2 separate regions of the Mus musculus genome follow, and region 1 is linked to region 2. A link is a loop called in an ENCODE intact Hi-C map of the cell type or tissue named here. Cell type or tissue: left cerebral cortex. All regions are shown on one strand. Links, peaks and the distances in the headings refer to the core of each region. The heading gives the core; the rest is flanking DNA.

Region 1 (3,166 bases), core at 300-2,799, 86 kb before region 2:
GCACCACCACCGCCCGGCTCTATTTAATTTTCTAATTGGCCAGTAATAGTATATATTTATGAGGTTCAAAATGAGTATCACAGGGGCTGTGGAGGTGGCTCAGCAGCCAGGAGCACCAGCTGCTCTTGCAGAGGACTCAGGTTTGATTGCCAGGACCCACAGGTGGCTCACAGTTGGTGACTCCAAGGAACCTGATGCCTTCTTCTAGTCAGCAACCCTGCACACAGGTGGTACAAATACATACATTCAGATACATGCACACATAAAAATCAATTTTTAAAAATGGTATTTAGCCAAGCATAGTGGTCCACACCTTTAATGGAAACACTTGGTCTGCATAGTTCCAGGACAGTCGGAGCTATATAGTTAGACCCTGTCTGGGATCAACAACAAAAGGTGTTTAAATACATGCACATATAGAATGAACAAAGTAATAACATCTACCACCTGGAACTATCGTTTCTTTGTGGTGAGAACATTTACTATCCTCTCATTTCCATCACTGCTGACCATGGTTAGCCTGGGACAGAACACACAGCCATACTCCTTGTGACTTGTATCACCGACAAAGGACTCCTCACATTTCACCACCTCCCTCAAGCTCCTGGTGCACACGTCTTGCCAGTCCTGCCAGCTATTTTTGTAGCTAGGAGATTATATGATATCTGTCTCTGTAGCTTGATTCGTCACTCAGCACAGTGGGCTCTAAGTTTCCCTGCTATCACAAGTTAGAATTCGCTGCCTTTACAGACAGCTTCTATTACGTTGTTCTTTGACAGTCTTCTGCATGTGTACAATGCACCCCAATTGCTCCCACTCCTCCCTCTTTTCGTCACCCTTTATCCCTGCCAGTTCTACCAGTCACTTCCCACACTCATGACTTTGTTTTGTTCTGTGACCCACTGAGTTTAACCATGGCCTCTGGGCACCCATGGGTGTGGAGCTATCCATTAGAGGCCAGCGGGTTTATCAGTGAGCCTACGACTGAACAATACCTGGCCCCCAATTCCTTCATTAGTCAATAGTTCAGCAAGGAGAGGCAGGGCCCAGTGAGCCCCTCCCCAGCCTGTGATGGACAGCAGACAGGCCCAGCCACAGCTGTCGTGATCATGGTTGCAATGGCTGCTGCATCATGCCCAGAAGAAATCATCCACTGTCATCTCCCTCTTCCACACATTCCTGAGCTTTAGGGGCAGTTGCCATAGATGTTCTAGTTAGGAGTGAGCATGCAGTCGTCACGTATCTTTGGTACCTTGACCAGCCATGATTCTCTGCACTCACAGCCCATTGCAAACAAAAGCGGCCCTGATTATGACTGAGAGTGTCATTTGCATAAAAGTGGAAGTGGGGATATTTAGAAGGCAATTTGGTGCCACGCCAATTTAGTTAAGCTACTGTTTTTCTTTATTTTATTTTATTTTTTTCATTTTGGTTTTTCCAGACAGGGTTTCTCTGTGTAGCCCTGGCTGTCCTGGAACTCACTCTGTAGACCAGGCTGGCCTCCAACTCAGAGATCCACCTGCCTCTGCCTCCCGAGTGCTGGGATTAAAGACATGCTCCACCACTGCCCAGTAATTCGTGTTTTTCTTAACGTGGAGATTGGCAAACACTTAAGCCTTTTCTTAGCTTGGAACAGTGCTGTAAAAGACCGTGGAGTGTGGCTAGCCTCCAGCATACTGATTTCCATTCTTTGAGCATGCGCACAGTAATGGGACTGCTTGATCCCAGGATCATTCTCCATTCGGATTTTGGAGGAGCTTTGGTGCAAGGACTGCTGTAGCCACTGTTTGCTACTGCATGCATTCTTCTCTCTTAGACCCTTCTTCACCCCTTTTCTTCTCTCCTTTCAACCCCCTAACACTAGATATGAGAGAGAAACAGAGGAAAGGAGAGAGGTCCCTGAATAAGGTCAGGGGTTGGAAAGGGGGCAACGTTACTGTTAGACTTCCTGCTGATTAGGGACTGTATTAGTCAGGGTTCTCTAGAGTCACAGAACTTATGGATAGTCTCTAGATAATAAAGGAATTTATTGATGACTTACAGTCGGCAGCCCAATTCCCAACAATTGTTCAGTCGCAGCTGTGAATGGAAGTCCAAGGATCTAGCAGTTACTCAGTCTCACGCAGCAAGCAGGCGAAGGAGCAAGAGCTCGAGCTAGACTCCCTTCTTCCAATGTCCTTATATTGTCTCCAGCAAAAGGTGTAGCCCAGATTAAAGGTGTGTTCCACCACACCTTTAATCCCAGATGAAAGGCATAGCCCAGATTAAAGGTGTGTTCCTTAACTCGGAGATTCAATCTTCTGGAATCCATAGCCACTATGGCTCAAGATCTTCAAACCAAGATCCAGATAAGGATCTCCAAGCCTCCAGATAAGGGTCACTGGTGAGCCTTCCAATTCCGAATTGTAGTTCATTCCAAATATTGTCAAGTTGACAACCAGGAATAGCCACTACAATCCACCCCTTGTCAACTTGACACAAATAATATCTCATGTTCACATGAAACAATAACAAGGTTGTAAATACGCCTAACATGATATAACTATCCCTCGTACAATCGCAAACGCATTAGTAAATTTACAATGGGCATTCATATTACTTTATAATCCTCGTTTCTGCAACTGGTTACGTGGCCTTAATTGGTATTTATAACTACCTTCCTCTACTACCCATTCTGTATTTCCTTCACCTTCAGCCAGCACCTCAGCAGGTCTTGGCTCTTTTCCTGGAGGATTGACCCATACCTTCATTCCTGATGGGTCTGCGTCCTTTGTCATCCTGCTTGGATTAGGCTGTTGTAGTTTCCCATTGACTTTAATCACAGGACATGGTAGTACTAAGAGACGCCCTAAGGGATCTCCTGCACTCCAGACATAATCTTGCTTACCACCATTGTGAAGAGGTAATCCAATTTCCCCATGGTAATCTGGATCTATCACCCCTCCTAACACTGTTATTCCTTTTTTAGCCTGTTGGTTTAAGGGCATTAGAAGCCCAAAATGACCAGGGGGAAGTCTGAGCTTCCAGTTCAATGAAATGTTTGTTGTAGCTCCTGGTAGGAGCACTCCCCTCTCTGGAGCCAAAACTTCTAAGCCAGCAGAACCTAGAGTTATGGGGACAGGAAGCAAAAATTTTCCTAGAGGGTCACTAGGAGTGATAGTAAGTG
Region 2 (3,166 bases), core at 421-2,920:
TGGACAATACTGACAGTTTACCTATTAATATAAAAACACTATTTACGAAGGTGAGTTATCAGTTATCATGTGGAGTATTCTACATAACTGCAACAAAACTAACAACATATCAAAAACTTAAACTCTCTACTATAAATTACGACTTTTAAAGAACAGGGGGAAAACCCTCAATGGCAAGCTTAGGTAATGCAGAAGATGTTGATTTACACTTTTATATTCATGAAGGAAGAAGTTAGAAGTCGTTCAACTTGAGCTACAGAGTATTGGAGAATCAATTTACTGAGTGTAGAAAGAGGAAAAGAAAGGAAATAATAGCTAATAGCTGCACATAAGGCTTTTCATTTCTCTTGTATTTGTAAGAAAAAATTAAATCAGGCAACCACAATACTAACAGTTTCCTAACTATTGTGCACCCACCACAAAACTGGGAAAACTACACATCTTAGATAAAGAAGGGGTCAGAGTCAGGAATCAAGCTATGAGGTTTAATGAACGATACAATGGCTATCAATCACTACCACCATCTGCTAATAAATTACAACTTTCTCAACAGCTATAATGGCATCTGTGCACTTAACAATCACAATATTGCAAGGTGGGCACTAACCTCATGAAAAGGACAAACTACAGTTTAGAAAGTAATTAGCTTATCTTCTCAAATGCTGGAATGTCAAATATGCAAGAGAAGGTGGTACTGTTTATAAAGTTAAAATCTATCCTCGTCCAAAGATTATCCTCTTAAAAACTATGCCCTGGTAGAAGGCTGCTGGACCACATCTCCCTATTGCTCTGTGAACATGTGCGTATATGACACGTGTCCACGTGATGTGGAGGTCCAGACTCTGAAGTCACCTTCCTGCCTCTGTGTGTTTAGGTTCATCAGGCATGCACGACAGACACTTTTGCTGGCTTGAGCTACCTGGTTGGTCCCAGTACTATTTTTAAGGATTTAGCATAATTACTAAGCAGTATCATTAAGTAGTTAAAAAGCCACAGGATTACCCCAATCACATAGCATAGTCTCAGAGAAGAGGTTATTTTTTGTATGTTTGAAATACTGAAACATTTTCAACTATCAGCTATTTGTAATTATGATTATCCGATCACCAATCCTTGAATGCCAGAAAGATTGCTCTGTGGCCTAACCTTTTACATTTAAGTTCAGATTCCCCAAATATAACTATGGTTCAAGGACACTGAGAATAAACACTTGGATTAGAGATGCAGGTATATGGGGAAAATTAAGTAATTATGTGCTTACTACAGGACTTGCCTTGAACTTTAAAAAAGCAATCATCTTCACTGGTGTAATGTTCTCCAACTTTTAACAACATCGAGTTACTCTTTATTCTGCACTTACATAGCCAATGATTGATGATGGTGGTGATGGCTTGCTGGAAATGAATCCCAGCATGTCCAATCTATGGAATATTCAGTATACAGCAATAGAGGAAGGCACTTGATGCTGTGCACACGTGGTATGTACACATACTTACAACATATAAAGCACAAATACACAAATATACAAATAAAAACAAAAGGTCTCTAGCGAAAAATAGTATTTGCTCAAATCTGGTTTAAGCATTAAGATATGAAACTTGCTCTTAAGTCCATACCTGACCTAATCTGTCCATGGAAGAGACAAGCCATGTCGTTAATAGCAGCAGATAGTAAGTAGTCATGTCTCAGCCAAGCACACACTGTTTACTTGGTGAAAGGCACCATGTATTTGTCTTATAAGATAATGAGACCAATGTAAAATTATGTATTTTGTTTTCTTGAGACAGGGTCTCATATATCCATCACCTGATTACATATTTTTTTTTACTATCTATTCCATCAATTCCACTTTTTAATGTATGGCCAAGAGCTTCTATTTTTAAGATGTACTTACCTATTAAAAAGTAGAACAGTGAGGTGAAGGATAACTTCATTGCTACTGGACACTGTTGGCTTCATTGTCTGAAGATACCGGAGAGCCTGTTTGTGCTCTCCCTGACTCATAAAAGCTTCAATTATCTTTGAATGTTGCCACGATGCAGGCTTTGCAGTAACTGGGTGAAACAGAAGGTCTAAACCATTCTGCAAAACAATGAAGTGTTAACTATAAATACAGTCTTTAGTATTTAGACAAGGTTGTGGTTCTTAAAAGGCAAATAGTATTAAGAAATCACTAAAGTAAAAATTAGATAAGTGTAAATATAAAAGTATCTAATGGTAGAGGTCAAAGACCCAAGGTTTATCAGAAATATCATCTTTGAGGCCTCCTTATATAGAATACTTCTTACACCAATTTCATGCCCATTAACTAGTTTTGTCTTCTCTGGCTCACACCAGAACCCAAACAAATCTTTTAGCACAGTCAGTGCTGCACCTGAATGACCCATTCTTTAGACAGCAGGAACCTGAGTTTATGAACTGTGTTCTTGCTGTTTAGGCGAGAACACCAGTTAAAGTGAGCTTTTCATTACTTCTAGAAAAAAGACAGTATCCTATGTCAAAATTAACGTAGTTATACACGTTCTAGTATAATAATCTACAAAAGCGTATATTCCAAGTGAGTTACTTACCTCATAGTCATTATGATCTAGCAGCCAAAATCCTTGAACTAGCTTAACTTGGCCCCAAGAAATAGCAAAGGCAGTTGGGAAAGATTCAATGGGGGTATCCGTTTTATTTGGAAAGGAATACATAATATCAAGCAGCAAATAAATGGTCTTTTAAAAAAAAGCATTAAGGACAATAAACAAAAGAAAAACCATGTATATAGTTAGAGTAGGGAGCAGGATGTAGAATGAAGAGGTTTAAGAAACTTACACTTACAAGGCCATTAGGATAGCAGGTATGGATATAGTTTACTAAACACGGGAAAAGGAGTCCCATGCCAACCTTATTTATCCTTTGTATTTTACTGCTATGACAAAAAAAAAGACTGAATAAAAATACATCTTGTTCATTAAAACAAATAGCAAATTCAAGTAACTTGTTTAGTAAATTTTTAAAAAGTTATAGATCAAACTCTATTGGGCAAAGCTGGCAGCTTAAGCAAATACAAAAAGTATCTTATATACATTATGACAATAATATATTAGATTAAAAGGACTTTAGCACAAACATTGGGATATATATATAGGGATCAAGATATGAAACTTGCTCTTTTCTGAAG

The links. A loop is a pair of places that touch in the nucleus more often than their neighbours do. Peaks named below come from ENCODE experiments on the same cell type or tissue, not always from the same donor. Only the 100,000 strongest peaks of a DNase experiment are listed, where the experiment ranks them.
Region 1: it touches region 2 in a loop (2.1-fold over the local background); 1 of 42 quality-filtered maps calls a loop at or near these places.

What each region holds. Positions count from the first base shown.
Region 1 is chr1:179,688,015-179,691,180 of GRCm38, forward strand. No RefSeq gene overlaps it. Among named protein-coding and RNA genes, the nearest start is that of Sccpdh, 21 kb to the left of the region's middle. In left cerebral cortex, for the core only: no CTCF peak of the experiment used is centred there; a DNase peak (open chromatin) is centred at 1,645.
Region 2 is chr1:179,773,438-179,776,603 of GRCm38, forward strand. Ahctf1 (AT hook containing transcription factor 1) reads right to left here. Exons shown (of 36, transcript NM_026375.2): 20 at 2,571-2,717; 21 at 1,895-2,082. Among named protein-coding and RNA genes, the nearest start is that of Ahctf1, 29 kb to the right of the region's middle. In left cerebral cortex, for the core only: no CTCF peak of the experiment used is centred there; no DNase peak of the experiment used is centred there.